Linked DNA regions of Homo sapiens: all the other regions are linked to region 1. Evidence: chromatin loops called from intact Hi-C (ENCODE). Cell type or tissue: PC-9. All regions are shown on one strand.

What was found. Peaks named below come from ENCODE experiments on the same cell type or tissue, not always from the same donor. Only the 100,000 strongest peaks of a DNase experiment are listed, where the experiment ranks them.
Region 2: it touches region 1 in a loop (10-fold over the local background); 3 of 110 quality-filtered maps call a loop at or near these places.
Region 3: it touches region 1 in a loop (4-fold over the local background); 2 of 110 quality-filtered maps call a loop at or near these places.

The regions. Positions count from the first base shown.
Region 1 is chrX:119,064,572-119,069,571 of GRCh38, reverse strand. No RefSeq gene overlaps it. Among named protein-coding and RNA genes, the nearest start is that of CT47C1, 5.9 kb to the left of the region's middle. In PC-9, CTCF peaks have their summits at 2,141 and 2,342; a DNase peak (open chromatin) is centred at 2,371; H3K27me3 peaks cover 507 bases.
Region 2 is chrX:118,601,174-118,606,173 of GRCh38, reverse strand. It overlaps DOCK11 (dedicator of cytokinesis 11), which reads right to left. Exons shown (of 53, transcript NM_144658.4): 24 at 818-936. Among named protein-coding and RNA genes, the nearest start is that of DOCK11, 110 kb to the right of the region's middle. In PC-9, CTCF peaks have their summits at 1,890, 2,093 (motif pointing left) and 4,481 (motif pointing right); a DNase peak (open chromatin) is centred at 4,473.
Region 3 is chrX:118,456,790-118,461,789 of GRCh38, reverse strand. No RefSeq gene overlaps it. Among named protein-coding and RNA genes, the nearest start is that of DOCK11, 37 kb to the left of the region's middle. In PC-9, CTCF peaks have their summits at 1,894 and 2,093 (motif pointing left); a DNase peak (open chromatin) is centred at 2,099.

The DNA of each region.
Region 1 (5,000 bases):
TGAAAGTGGGCAGGCTGTAGAAGCTGGAAAAGTCAAAGAAACAGATTCTCCTCTAGAGTCTCCAGAAGGAATACAGCTCTGCCCACACCTTGATTTCAGCTCAATGACACTTCTGACCTCTGCAACTCTAATATTTTAAGTCTGTATTTTAAGCCACAAAGTTTGTGGTGATTTGTTACAGCAGCAATAGGAAACTGATACCTACTCACTCACTCCATTCCCTTTCTCCTCTTAGCTGTCTATCATATCTACTAGGCAAAACCCCAAACTCTAGTTGAATTGCACTATATTACTTTTTCCTTGCCACTAAATGAAGCAGATAAAAATATTGAAAGTTGGTTGACTAAATTCACTAAAAATTTGTGGTCATGAGCACGCTCAAGACTGCTTGGCAACCACAGTTTCACTACACTTTCCCTCCACCCTAAATCTTTGACAATTTTGCCATTGAACACACAAACGTTTCTGTTTCTCAGCTTCTACATTTCCAATAATTTGCCATCTACCCTACCTCATCCACTTACTCTCAGGACCATGCCAAGGATCCTAGACCTTTCTTAATGAAAATATACATCACTCCCAAAATCTCAAGATTAAAAAATCTTAAGAATTCCACACTCTGACCACCACTTCTTATTTTTCCAGTTTGGTGCCCTTGCTCCGACTATGGTCTGCAATGACCACCATGTGGTCAAAGCCATCAGTCTCTTTCTATTCTCAGTTTTCTTGATCCTTCAGCAGCAGCTACCCACATTACTCTTCCTTAAACAGCCCCTTTCAGGATTTCTGTGGCATTACAGTTTTCTGAGTTTTCTCCTCTTTGGCCACTCTTTACCTCATTCCCCCAAACTAGAGTTTCTCTGGGCTCTGTTCTGGGACTTTGCCTTTCTATACTCCCTTCCCTCAGTGATCTAATCTTTGTTTCAAGGCCTTGAAGATAACCCAATGATTATAATTTCCAAATTGATATCTGTGTCTCAAACCCCTCTTCCAAGTTTATAACAAATTTGACTTGGCATCTCCACTTGAGTATCTCACAGATCTCTCCAACTTGAAGTAGCTAAAATGTCATTCTGGATTTGCTCCTCCTCTCTGCTTGTTCTTTCCTCTTAGGAAATGGCACTTCTACCCACCAAGATGCTTTCATCGGAAACCTGGTTGCCCTCTTTAATTCTTTTCTACATCCATTCCATCTGTCGGCTTACCTCCTAAACGTCTCTCAAATCTGTCCACTTCTCATCTCTTCAACTATTAATACTCTCATTCTAATGCAAACCTTTAGCATTTCTGATTTGACTACTCAATAGCCTCCTAACTGGTTTTTCCCCTTCCAGTGGATTCTCTGCACAACTAGAGAGTTTTTTAAAGAATATAATTCATATCTTTCAGTCATCCTGTTTAAAAACCTTCACTGGCTTCTTGTGAATTAAATAAGATACAAACTCCTTATCTTACCCCATAAGACCCTTTGTGATCTAGTCTTTTCCTGGCACTGTTCTCATAATTTCTAGAATACATGTTCTTGCCTACACATGAAATTCCATCTGCTGGAACAATCCCCTTACCCCCTACTCTCATGTAAGATCGTGCAGATTGTTCTCTACACAAAGGTATCCAGCTGAGGTGTAGGGTGGGCCGAAATCTAGCCTGCAGTCCTCTTGCCAAGCTGTGCTCCTTGGTGTGCAAGACCTTGCTTCTACTCTTCCCATGGCTGGCTTCTTCTCAACCTTCAAGTCTTGGCTTCAATGTCAACTCCTCAAAGAGGCCTTCTCTGACCTCAGTTATTTTCTGTCTCACTGCCATATCTGTCTACTACCTTCATAGAACCTATCACCATCTGTAAGTATAGATTTGCTGTCTTTCTCCCTGTAAGCTCCATGAGAACAGACATCTTGTTTGTCTTGTGCCATGCTATATCACCACAGCACCTAATACATAATCATGCACTGAGAAGTGATAGTTGATGAGAAAGAAGGAAACTCCTGAGAAGAGAATGCAAAGAGCAAAGAGAGGGTCTAGGTTCTGCTTTGCCCAGGTGCCTCCTGCCACACTGATTGGCATCAGAAAAAGCCTTCATGTCATAGAGAAACCACAAGTGTGGCCAGAAATTCTCAAATGTGGCAGCACATCAGAATCTCATGGGGATTAAATTAAAAAGTCTTCATATCATAGAGAAAGCACAAGTTTGGCCTGAAATTCTCAAATGTGGCATCACATCAAAACCTCGTGGGGATTAAATAAAATAACATAACCGCCTCTCCTCTGTCTTTCAAGGTTCTGATTCATTGGGTCCGGGTGGCTGCTGCAGACACTCTCGGTGCACTACCGAGAGACTGCCACTGAGTGGTGCTGTATGACTCTGTTTCAGAGTAGAGGTCGCACTTCGCTCCAAGAGAAGGCATAATTTATAGAAGGATTTTTTTTTTTTTTTTTTTTTAGCTACTCTGACCTCAGATCTTCTCATTCCAGGAGGGTGGCCCAGGCAGTGCCTCCAGAAATGTTTAAGTTTTGGTTTCTTTTCTGTGCCCTTCCAGATTCACAATAAGGACATCTGTCCTTACCTAAAAGCTTCCCCTCACCTCTCCTAACCCACCCCCACAAAGCTCTACCAATATCCTCTTACCTTCTGCCCAAAACTTCCCGTACTTTTCTTCTCTTATCTTTTACCTCTTTATCTTGTCTTCCTCTTCTTTTTCTGGGAATCACTCTTCCTCAGTTTCCTTACTTGTAACCGGAGGATAAGGGTGGCATTGTGAGGATCTAAGGAGATACCACCTACCAAACTGCATTGATCTAACTTGGCATGTATTATCTTCATAGATTTTTACACCAATGCCATTCTAATCCACACAGTGATGGTAGCTTCTCTATTCAAGCAAACACAATTTTATTAATGCATATTTTCAAGAACACGTATTATAAGTGAAATACATCTGAAGAGGATTTAGAGAGAAGATTCGTATGCGCTACTACCCTGCTTTTTGCAACTGGTCATGAACCAGCCTCTGAGTGAACTGGAGGGGAAGGCACGGAAGAGGTAACAGAAGGGGCTAGGAAAAAGATTCTTCCAGGGCCTTAATCAGCCTGAAATGCTTTGGAACCAGCTGACCTAATAATTCTTCAGAGACTGTCAGTGCACTGGTGCCCAATGAATGCCTCCATACAAAGCTGCAAGCCCACTATCTATGGCAGTCTAGGACTGGGAAAGAACAAAGCAAGGTTATAACGGAGTGGACCTCAGTTCAAAGAAATGAGAACAAAAATCAGGCCACTCTTGGCCAGATAGATAGATAGATAGATAGATAGATAGATAGATAGATAGATAGATAATGATTTCCCCTTCCTCTATATTCCAAATGGCTTGCAGAAGGGGTTCTTGTTTCTCATGGCAGGGCTATCGATGGGGCAATTGAAGGAGCTACTGTAAAGGACTGTAACTAAAGAACATTTCAAGATAGCTCCATGGGCTCTTTGACAGGTCTAGTTCAGGAAGCCCCATGCCAACAACCAAACAACTCCCTTTGCAGTACAGCCCACAGCTCATCCTCTGGGCTGGTTTAGCTTCAAATGACCATTTGGCACTGTTTGGCAACAGGTTGCCTCACCAGCCCACTGACCTCCAGAGTCTTCTGGAAGTTAAAAGGACACACATTCACTACCATAAGTTCTAAAAACCTATAGCAGTTCCCACTCAAGCCACTCCACTGACAGTTGGAGCGGGTGGGGAGAGATGCGGGAGGGCTGAAAAGGGAAATGTTGCATACAGAGAGCTTATTTGAAATGCATTAGGGTGCTTTCTCTTTGAAGGAATTTGCAGGCAAGGGTTTTGTAAAGGAAAAAGTGCTTTGGTATGCGGGTAATATGCAGTCATTTATCTGTGTAGTAAGCTTAGATCTTATCCATCACATTTTTTTTTTTTTACCCTTGAGCTCATCTCTATTAGGGAGATTCTGATTTCTCCAACTCCTTGAGAGGCACCTCAGGTCCAGGGAAAAAATGAATAAGGATGACTTTCTCCAGAGGATGGTACGTTTTAATTCCAGATGTCCCTGCTGTGAATATAAAACAAAGAATTTGTCAAACTCGGGGGCTGAACTGCCTGGATTTTAACCCAAGCTCTGCCACTTAGTACCTGCGTGATCTTGGGTAGTTATTTAGCCTCCCTGAACTTCAGTGGGTTTTTTAAAATACGAAAAATGTAGATAATAAGAGCACTTATCACATAGGCTTGTTGTGAGTGTTAAATGAACTAATATATGTAAAATCTTAGAACAAAGCCTGGCACATAAGCAACATATGGGTCCTCAGCATATAATTCCTGCCCTCGAGTAGCTTGGAGTTCAGCTGGGGGGACAAAACCTATGCATTAAAGGTTAAATAGCAGTACATGCTACCGCTTCACTAGACCATATGTAGTGTTAGGCCTTAGGATATGGTAGTGAGCCGGAGAGTCTTGATATAACCAGAAAATGTCAAAGAAACAGATCAAACAGTAAAGGCACCGAGATCAGAGTAGTGAGAAAGTATTTTGGTGTGGAGTGGTCAGAGATGTCTTCGTAGAAGAGGTAGGACTTGGCCCAGAAATAGAGCAGGGGTTGGATAGATGGAAACAGAGCAATGCAGTGGGGTCAGAGAACAGGGCTTTGGAGGTAGAACACCTGTGGGATGGATGGAGGTATTCAGGAGCCTATTTGAAATGCACTTAAGGTAGCTCCCTGCACATGCCCTTCTGGTAAAATACTCATATGAGAAAGAGAAAAGCATCTCCTACCATCCAGGAGTTGGACTAGTACCATCAGCTAGGCCTTGCTGTTGCTAGGAGCTGGCCTAGCACTAGCAGCAACACCAAACTAGGTCTTGTTGTTCTGTTGAACATAAATCCACAGAATGCCAATATCAGACAAGGCAACTCTGTGACTATGATGGATCAAGGCAGAAGCAAGATAACTCTGTAATGGCTGAAACCAGACAAAATGTGAACACTGTCCAAACCACAGAAA
Region 2 (5,000 bases), 460 kb after region 1:
CGCTTGAACCCGGGAGGCGAAGTGAGACATTGCACTCCAGCAGGGGCAACAAGAGCGAAACTCTGTCTCAAAAAAAAAAAAAAAAAAAAAAATTCTGTTCCTCAGCTGAACCAGCCCCAGTTGAAGTCTCAATAGCCACATGTGGCTGGTGGCTGCTATATTGAACAACACAAGTGCAGAACATTTACATAATTGGAAAAAGTTCAATTGGAACTTATATATTTATCTTCTTAAATACATAAAGCAAATATTAACGAACATGAAAGGAGAAATATATTGCAATAGAAAAATAGAGGACTTCAATACCCCACTTTCAACAATGGACAGATCAACCAGACAGAAAAGTAATAAGGAAACATTGGACTTGAACTACACTTAGACCAAATAGACCTAACAGACATATACAGAACATTCCATCCAACAGCAACAGAATATCCATTCTTTTCATGAGCACATAGAATAGTCTCCAGAATAGACCATATATGTTAGGCCACACAACAAGCCCTAAGAATTATAAGAAGACTGAAATCATATCAAGTGTTGTTTCCAACCACAATGGAATGAAACTAGAAATCAATCACAGGAGAAACCGTGGAAAATTCAAAATAGGTGGAAATTAAACATGTTCCTGAGTCAAAAAAGAAAAGGGAAAATTTAAAATATCTTGAGACAAATGACAATGAAAACACAACATACCAAAACCTATGGAATGCAACAGCAGTTCTAAGAGGGAAGTTTATAGTAATGAATACCTCCATTAAAAAATAAGAAAGATCTCAAATAAATAGCATCTTTGTATTATAACACCAAAACTCACATGGTGCAGTTGATAGGAACGTCATCTTCATGGGTCATATTTGTGAGAACTCGGAAGAGTTGCATAAGAATTACAGGTAGAAACTGTATCATGACTTGGATCTCCATGGCATGCAAACACTAAAATTAAGTCATTATTAGTTATGAAAACAAACAGAAATATGATAAAATTTGCAAATGTGAAACAGCAAAAAAATTAAGTAGTGAGAAATACATTGACTAGCATATAAGCTCAATTAAAAGTGAGCTTTCCATTGGATAGGGGGCTTTTTTGTTAATTACTTAATCCACACCTCTATTTGGCACTCAGATTTTGTTATTTAACATTAAACACTTTACTAAAGCTAATAAGTATAATTTGGATAAACAGTTTTTAGAAAATTGACAACTGACTCCTGGTAAACCAACACTCAATTGCCTGGGGCAGTGGGGAGGAACAGATGTTTGGAGATGATACTGGAGATGCATCTACTAACCCCCAGGCATTCTGTATGTTCTGCAGGGGAATGTGGGCATCAGTTAATCTGGTGACAAGTTAAGTGGAATGCAATAAAGAGTGGTTCTATATGTAATTGGCTCTACACCATCACCACTACAAAACGGAAGCACTTTTGCAGTCTAAGAATCTCACAATACATTTCCTTCAAAGTGCTAACACTGTGTCTCCAATGATAAGTGCGTTACAAACATCAAAAAGAAGAAACGTGATCATATATACAGAGAAATAATACAAACAGTGAAAGTTGTTCAATTTCTTTCTTCTTTCTTCCCTTCTCTCCACATCATTCACTCACTCAACCAGCTAACCAAAAAAAAAAAAAAAAAAAAAAAAAAAAGGAAACAAACCTCGCTGAGCATCTTTCTATATCAATTCAATGTGTAGTGCTAGGGGAAATAGAGAGGTGGATAAATCAAGTCTCTGTACTTAAAAAACTCATAAATTCTCTTTCCCAGATTCCCTGACTTTTGCCACTATCTGTCTTCAAGACCCTCTAATCAATAACCAAAATAGTATAAATCATTTTCTTTTTAGCAGGTCTCTGTACAATTTCTCTTTACTCTCCATACATCCAACTCTCATTTCTAAATTAATCTTCCTCAAATACTCGTTACATTAGACCACCTCCTGCCAAGATTTTTTCGATGTCTCCCCATAGCCTATGGCAGTGGTTCTCAACCAGGGGCCATTTTGTTCCCGACAGATTTGGCAATGTCTGGAAACAGTTTTGGTGGTCACAACCAGGGAGTGATACTGACATCTAGTGGTCAGAGGCCAGCAATGCTGCTAAATATCCTACGACGCACACACAGACCCTCACGGACAAAGAATAACTCTACCTCAAAATGTCAATAGTGCGAAGATTGAGAAATCCTGGCGTAGAGTATCAAGACCAAGTTATTTCAGACCTAACTGACATTTTCAGCCTAAACAATCATCACTGTTCTCTACAAGGCCAAACTGGTATCTCTGGTTTCTTCACTGTTCTTGAATATATCATATACTTTCCTGCCTTTGTGTCTGTTCATCGTTTTTAGCCAAATCCTGGCTACTCTTTCAAGGCAAGTACAAATCCCCACTTCAGTGAAACCATTCATTTTCTCATTCGACAAAGGGCAAACAAATGAACTTCCAATAGCCAAGCACACCAAAAACAAAAGTAAACCCAAACAAATAAAGGCCATGGTTTCTACCATCAAGTAGTTCACAGTGTACAGGGGATAAACACATGGAACTAAATAATTGCAATATCAACAGTAAATAGCATGATCATGGAATATACAAAATGCACAAAGAAGCAACTGAGTGTGCAAGTGGGTAGGGAATGTCTGGTAAGGCCTCAGAGATGAGAAAGGGTAAATGATAAATAGAATAGTGCCAGGTAGAAAAGAGAGATGGGCATTCCCTGCTACCAGTAGCAGTCCTCTGTAATTTATTCTCAACATGACAGCCAGAGTGTTCTTTCTGAAATGCAAATTAGACATTGCCATCTTTCTGTTGTTAAAAAACAAAACAAAACAAAACAAACTACCACGAACAAAGAGCTATCATAAGCTTCCATGCCTACGACATACCCGGCCTGTCCCGCCAAACCTGTCACTTGCCATCCTCCCCTCACAATGCACACTGTACTATAGCTACACGGTCTTTTATTTTTCTGTCCTTCAAACATGCTGATGTAAGGTGTTTACACCTACTGTGATATTCTGTTATCCTTTTACACGACTTTACCCCCTAAGGTTGTCTTCCTCTCATCCTTTCAGCTTGAAATGCTATTTCCCCCAATAGGCCTTCCCTGACAACTCTATGTAGAATACACTCCTGGTCATGTTGGATCTCATTAACCTGCTCTTTTCTTCATGGCACTCACTTATAATCTCTCTACCACAACTAGAAAAGGTATGCTGTCTAAACTGTTCCCCATTTGATTCATAGCATCCAGAACAATGTCTGGCCCATACTACATGGTCAATAAATATTTGGTGACTTACTGAATAAATGAATAAAATAAGAAAGTAGGCCGGGCGCGGCAGCTCACACCTGTAATCCCAGCACTTTGGGAGGCTGAGGTAGGCGGATTACTTGAACTCAGGAGTTCGAGACCAGCCTGGCCAACATGGTGAAACCCTGTCTCTACTAAAAATACAAAAATTAGCCAGGCATATTGGTGCATGCCTGTAATCCCAGCTACTTGGGAGGCTGAGGCAGGAGAATAGCTTGAACCCGGGAGGCAGAGGTTGCAGTGAGCTGAGTTCATACCATTGCACTCCAGCCTGGGCAACAGAGTGAGACTCTGTCTCCAAAAAAAAAAAGACAGGAGCCCTCTAGTCTACAGTAGTTCCTCAGTTCACCGAACCCTCAGCACTTGTGCCCTGTATCACATACTGGACATTTAATCATATATTGCTTTGAACTATTAATTGTATTATTGACAGACTGTCATTTAACTTATGTATGTCCTGTCTCTTCAGTTAGACTGTAAGTTCCCCTATGGACAATAACCCTAAATTATTCTTCTCTGTAAGCCTCAAAGAGCTAGGAAAATACTAAATATATAACAAGAGCTCAACAAGTGGATGGTAAATGAATTCTTGAAACAATGTCATTTATAGGAACAAGAGATAGCAAGGTGTGGTAGAAAGAACATGGGACTTGTCATAGTCTCACCCCAGTTCTGCTACTAACCAGTTGAATGTCTACAGGCAAGTCACCTCTACTTGGGCCCCAGCTTCCTCATCTGTTAAAAAAAAAAAAAAAAAAAAAAGTCTTGGCCGGGCATGGTGGCTCACACCTGTAATGCCAGCACTTTAGGAGGCCCAGGTGGGCGGATCACCTGAGGTGAGGAGTTCAAGACCAGCCTGGCCAACATGGCAAAACCCCATCTCTACTAAAAAATACAAAAAAAAAAAAAAAATTAGCTGGGCATGGTGGCGGGCGCCTGTAGTCCCAGCTACTCGGGAGGCTGAGGCAGGAGAATTACTTTAACCCAGGAGGCGGAGGTTGCAGTGAGCTGAGATTACGCCACTGCACTCCAGCCTGGGCGACAGAGTGAGACCCTGTCTCAAAAAAAGAAAGAAAGAAAAAAAGTCTTAAGAATCCTTTTCAGCACTAAGGTTATATAGAGGAGCTTGGCTATTTCTGAAATCACATGGTATTTCATTGACTACCACTAGAGGGAGAGCGTAGGTCACATAAATACCAGAAATTCCACATCTTCAGAAAAACAAATACGAGAACTTTTCTATTTTAAGAATACCCGTATATATGAAAATGATGTTCTTTTCCATTCCACTTGATTGAAACTTTTATAAAACTTTCCCATGTGAAGAACAAACCTTAACAAAGCATTCATACATATTGAAGTCCTAGATATTTACCTGAGGAAAGGATTTAAAAGTTAGATGATTATCATACTTTTTTCTTTTTTTTTTTTTTTTGAGACAGGGTCTCGCTGTGGCCCAGGCTGGAGTACAGTGGCATGATCACAGTTTACTGGAGACTCAACCTCCCAGGCTCAAACGATCCTCCCACCTCAGCCTCCTAAGTAGCTGAGATTACAGGTGTGTGCCACTATGCCCGGCTAATTTTTGTATTTTTTTATAGAGATGGGTTTCACCATGTTGATCAGGCTGGTCTCGAACTCCTGGGCTCAAGCAATCTGCCTGCCTGGGCCTCCCAAGGTGCT
Region 3 (5,000 bases), 610 kb after region 1:
AGGGTGTCAAACCAGAGGCACATGTTATCCATCTGTCCCACTGGTGATATTAGTTTTGATCACTTGGTCAAGGTGATGTCCAATTTCTTTACTGTATAGTTATTCTTTTTGCTATGTAATTAACAAGCAGTCAGTGAGGTAATACTTTTTTTTTTTTTTTGAGACAGAGTTTCGCTCGTGTTGCCCAGGCTGGAGTGCAATGGCGTGATCTCGGCTCACTGCAACCCCCGCCTACCCGGTTCAAGTGATTCTCCTGCCTCAGCCTCCTGAGTAGCTGGGACTACAGGCACCTGCCACCACGCCTGGCTAATTTTTGTATTTTTTAGTAGAGACAGGGTTTCACCATGTTGACCAGGCTGGCCTTGAACTCCTGACCTCAGTTGATCCACCTGCCTCGGCCTCCCAAAGTGCTGGGATTACAGGCGTGAGCCACCACGCCTGGCCAGTGGGGTAATACTTTAAGACCATGCAAATAGCCTACTCCTCATCTAAATCCATTGATGACTCTTGTCTGAACCAATATTTACTATGATGGTTGCAAAATACTGATTTTCCACCTCTAGTACTTCTTCCACATTCACAATTGAATTCTACTGTAAAGTTCTCTCCCTTCTTCATTTTATTTAGCGATTTATTTATCTATTATTGGTATGAACTTATATCTTTACTAATTTTTTAACATGTCCTAATTCATTACTGTATTTAATTATTTTGAATCTCAATTTTCCCAGATTTGGCCCATGGTCCCTTCAAGGTGGTACCTGTCCTTGTGACATACCACCATCATTTATTTTGAGCACTTCCTTAATTTCTGGCATAAAAATATGCTCCAGGCTCACCTTGTGCTTACCTTGCCCAGCCCTGGAATCAGCCATTCTCTAACAAGCTCTGGTACACTAAAATCTTTTGACTCCAGCTTGCAGCGTTATCGCAACACAGTAGGTCAGCCCTGAAAACACCAAGGCTACGTTTGTGGGATCTTAATGAAAAGCTGTGTCTTTCCGGTAGAGGATATTTTCTGGGAAGTAATGGGAAACAAAATTGGTCAGAAAGTTGGCCAGAGAGCTAGAATTTTCTGTGGCAAGCAAATTGGAATCAGGGAAGGTTCCTGATCACAATTCTTGACTGGAAATTCCAGTACAAAGAATGGGAAGGGGGTGTGCTTGAAGATTGATTTAGTAGAGATTGTATTTATTAGCTGGGGACATACAGTCTGGAGGAGGCAAGTATATACAGTTGTCCCTCGGTATCCAAAGGGGATTGTTTCCAGGACCCTCATGGGCACCAAAATTCATGGATGCTCATGTCTCGTATATAAAATGGTGTAGTATTTGTATAACCTACGTACATCTTCCTGTATATATGTATGTGTGTATATACACAGTCTCATTCTATCACCCAAGCTGGAGTGCAGTGGAATGATCTCAGCTCACTGCAACCTCCACCTTCCGGGTTCAAGTGATTCTCCTCCCTCAGCCTTCTGAGTAGCTGGGATCACAGGCGCGTACCACCGAGCCCGACTAATTTTTGTATTTTTAGTAGAGACAGTGTTTCAACAAGTTGGCCAGGCTGGTCTCGAAGTCCTGGCTTCAAGTGATCTGCCCACCTCGGCCTCCCAAAGTGCTGGGATTACAGGCGTGAGCCACCGTTTCCAGCCTTCCTGTATACTTTAAATCATCACTAGCTTACTTATAATACCTAATACAATGTAAATGCTGTGTAGATATACTCTATTGTTAAACATTTGTATTACTTTTTATTGTTGTATTGTCATTTTTTATTTCATTTTATTTTAGAATATTTTTGATCTGAGGTTGGTTTAATCCATGGATGCAGAATCCAAGGATACGGATGGTCAACTGTGCTTGATTTCCTTATATTAATTTAAAAGAAAATTATGTAAAACACCTCTCTCATGATTCCTTTGTATAACATAGGAGCATAACAGCTAAGACAAACGAAACCAACTGAAATCCCAGTTTCATTCTTGTCCATGTAATATCGATTTCTTCTGCCAACATTATTTTTTGGTTTTTTGCCGGCAAAGAATACAAATAGCTGGTTTGAGCCTCATCTCCTTTCCCTGGCCACCCTCTAGTGGAGGTGAAATGAAATTATACAATGGCCTACAAACGGCAAGCCTAGAGGGAAAAAGAAACAGCTATAGGTAAATTAGGTGGTGAGATCACCACAGTTAGAGCTGGAGGGATTGAAATATCTTTGTGTCCAATCCCTTATTTTGCAGATGGGGAAACTGAGGCACAGGGAGAGGGAAGCTATTTGCCCAAAGTCATAAAGCTAATGGAAGAGCCAGAACACACTCTACTCCCTGATGTGCAGCATCATTTTAAAGAAATTTTTAAAAACTTTTCTATTAAAAAGCCCATTTTAATTCATAATTGACTTAATTTTTGTAATATTTTGTCACCTTATATATATTTTATATATAAACATATTTACATATATATTATATATATATATATTTCAGAACTTCACTTTCAGGAATGGGGATGGACATTTAGTAGTTATTTCAAAATACCATACACATCACTCCATTCCCAATTATTTTCAAAATTGTTGAAAGAAAAAGTGATCAACAAAAAACTGTCATCCAAAGAAATGGAAGTTGAGGGGGATGGACTCGATCCAAGTGATGGTTCTGTGACTTCAAATGAATTTTTATGCAGTTCTGAACGTGGGACAAGGTTATAAGAGATAATTGCTTAATGCAGTGGTCCCCAACCTTTTTGGCACCAGGCACCAGTTTCATGGAAGACAATTTTTCCACGGATGGTAGGGTGGGGTGGGGTGGGAAATGATTTTGGGATGAAACTGTTCCACCTCAGATCATCAAGCATTAGATTCTCACAAGGAGCTTGCAACCTAGGTCCCTCTCATAATGCGCAGTTCACAATAGGGTTCATGCCCCTATGAGAACCTAATGCCACTGTTGATCTGACAGGAGGTGGCACTCAGGCGGTAAAATGCTCACCAGCCTGCTGCTCACCTCCTGCTGTGCAGTCCGGTTCCTAATGGGCCACGGACATTACCAGTCCATGGCCCAGCAGCTGGGGAGCCCCAGCTTAAGGTCTACAATACACAGACCCTCTAGGTGTAAATTCAGAAGTAACTATCCTAAGTAGTGTACACCAGTTTAAATAAAAGACCTGAAATGTCTTTTTACCTGCTGATGGAGCTGGGAGGATTTTGGTACCTTTTTAATGAATAATGATGACCTTCCAAATGATGTACTGCATTGTTGTTAGCATATCCGATGGCTATCTTTTCTTGTTGATTTGCAATTTGGTTTAGCAATATAAGCTGTCGTATTGCTTTATGAGGTTTGTATTTAATAACAGCACTAGTAGTTTCCAGTTGTGCCCCACTCAATCCTTTTCATGCTCAAGACTTTATCCTCAAACTAATCCTGGGAAGGAATTGTCCTCCTACTGCTACCACTCTGGTCCAAGCCACTATCATTTCTTGCCTGGATTACTGCCACATTTTCCTAGCTGCTTGCTCAGCCTCTGGTTTTACCCGTTCTTGACACCCTCTGCCCACCCCACTCTTCACATTGAGAGCAGCCCATTGCTCTCAGAACAATGCATGAAGGCTGAGCGCGGTGGCTCACGCCTGTAATAATCCCTGCACTTTGGGAGGCCGAGGCGGGCAGATCACCTGAGATCAGGAGTTCGAGACCAGCCTGGCCAACGTGGTGAAACCCTGTCTCTACTAAAAATACAAAAATTAGCCGGGTGTGGTGGCAGGAGTCTGTAATCCCAGCTACTCGGGAAGCTGAGGCAGGAGAATCGCTTGAACCCGGGAGGCGGAGGTTGCAGTGAGCCGAGATTGTGCCACTGCACTTCAGCCTAGGTGACAGAACGAGACTCCTTCTCAAAAAAAATAAAAAGAGAGAGAGAGAACAATGCGTGAAAGCTCAAAAGGACCCAGACCCAGCTTACCTTATGCCAGTCTTCCTCATCCTTCATGTTCTACCCCAGTGGTCTTCAACATTTGTTATACATAATTCCTGACATGTTTTAAAATTGACATTTAAACTTTTACATCATAAGTTAAAATACTGGAGAGAATGCAATTTTGGCATTTTGTAAATATTTTAGAAGAAATCTTACATTACTTTTGGAATCTTACTGCCCTAGCAGTTTTCTTTTTAAAAATAACAACTTTATTAAGATACGTTTATCATACCATAGGGCTCATACCATATCAATTTGACAACATCATTCCTCTAAAAAACATAAAGACAAGCTCCTTAACAGTTGAAGGCTATACATCATTCCCTTTTCTGTTTGAACTTATAAATCCATTCCTCTTCCTCCACATATTTTTATCCTAATGATATCTTTTGTATTCTGAAAGTATTTATATAGGTCATCCTGTCGTACTTCCTTGCAGCAAATAATCAGATACACATTAAACTTGAAATAATTTTTAATTTTCTGTCAACACAATGCTCTAAAATGTTAACACTTTTCTTCTGAATTAAAATAGCTTCACAAATTATTTATTTACAATTTATATTACTAGACAATCAACATAAACGTAACTTTTCTTTTTTTTTTTTTTTGGAGACGGAGTCTCGCTCTGTTGCCCAGGCTGGAGTGCAGGGGTGGGATCTCAGTTCACCGCAACCTCTGCCTCGCAGATTCAAGCGATTCTCCTGCTTTAGCCTCCCGAGGAGCTGGGATTACAGGCACATATCACCACGCTTGACTAATTTTTGTATTCTTAGTAGAGACAGGGTTTCGCCATGTTGGCCAGACTGGTCTCGAACTGCTGACCTCAAGTGATCCGCCTGCCTCGGCCTCCCAAAGTGCTGGGATTACAGGCATGAGCCACTGCACCTGGCCACAACAATTTTAATCAATAATTATTAAGCATGAGAAGTACATTTTTATTGGAAACACAGCTCTAAAATGTATGGGGCCATTTTTAGTTCATGTTTCTGTGGATTACTCTTACTGCTGGGAGACAGGGTT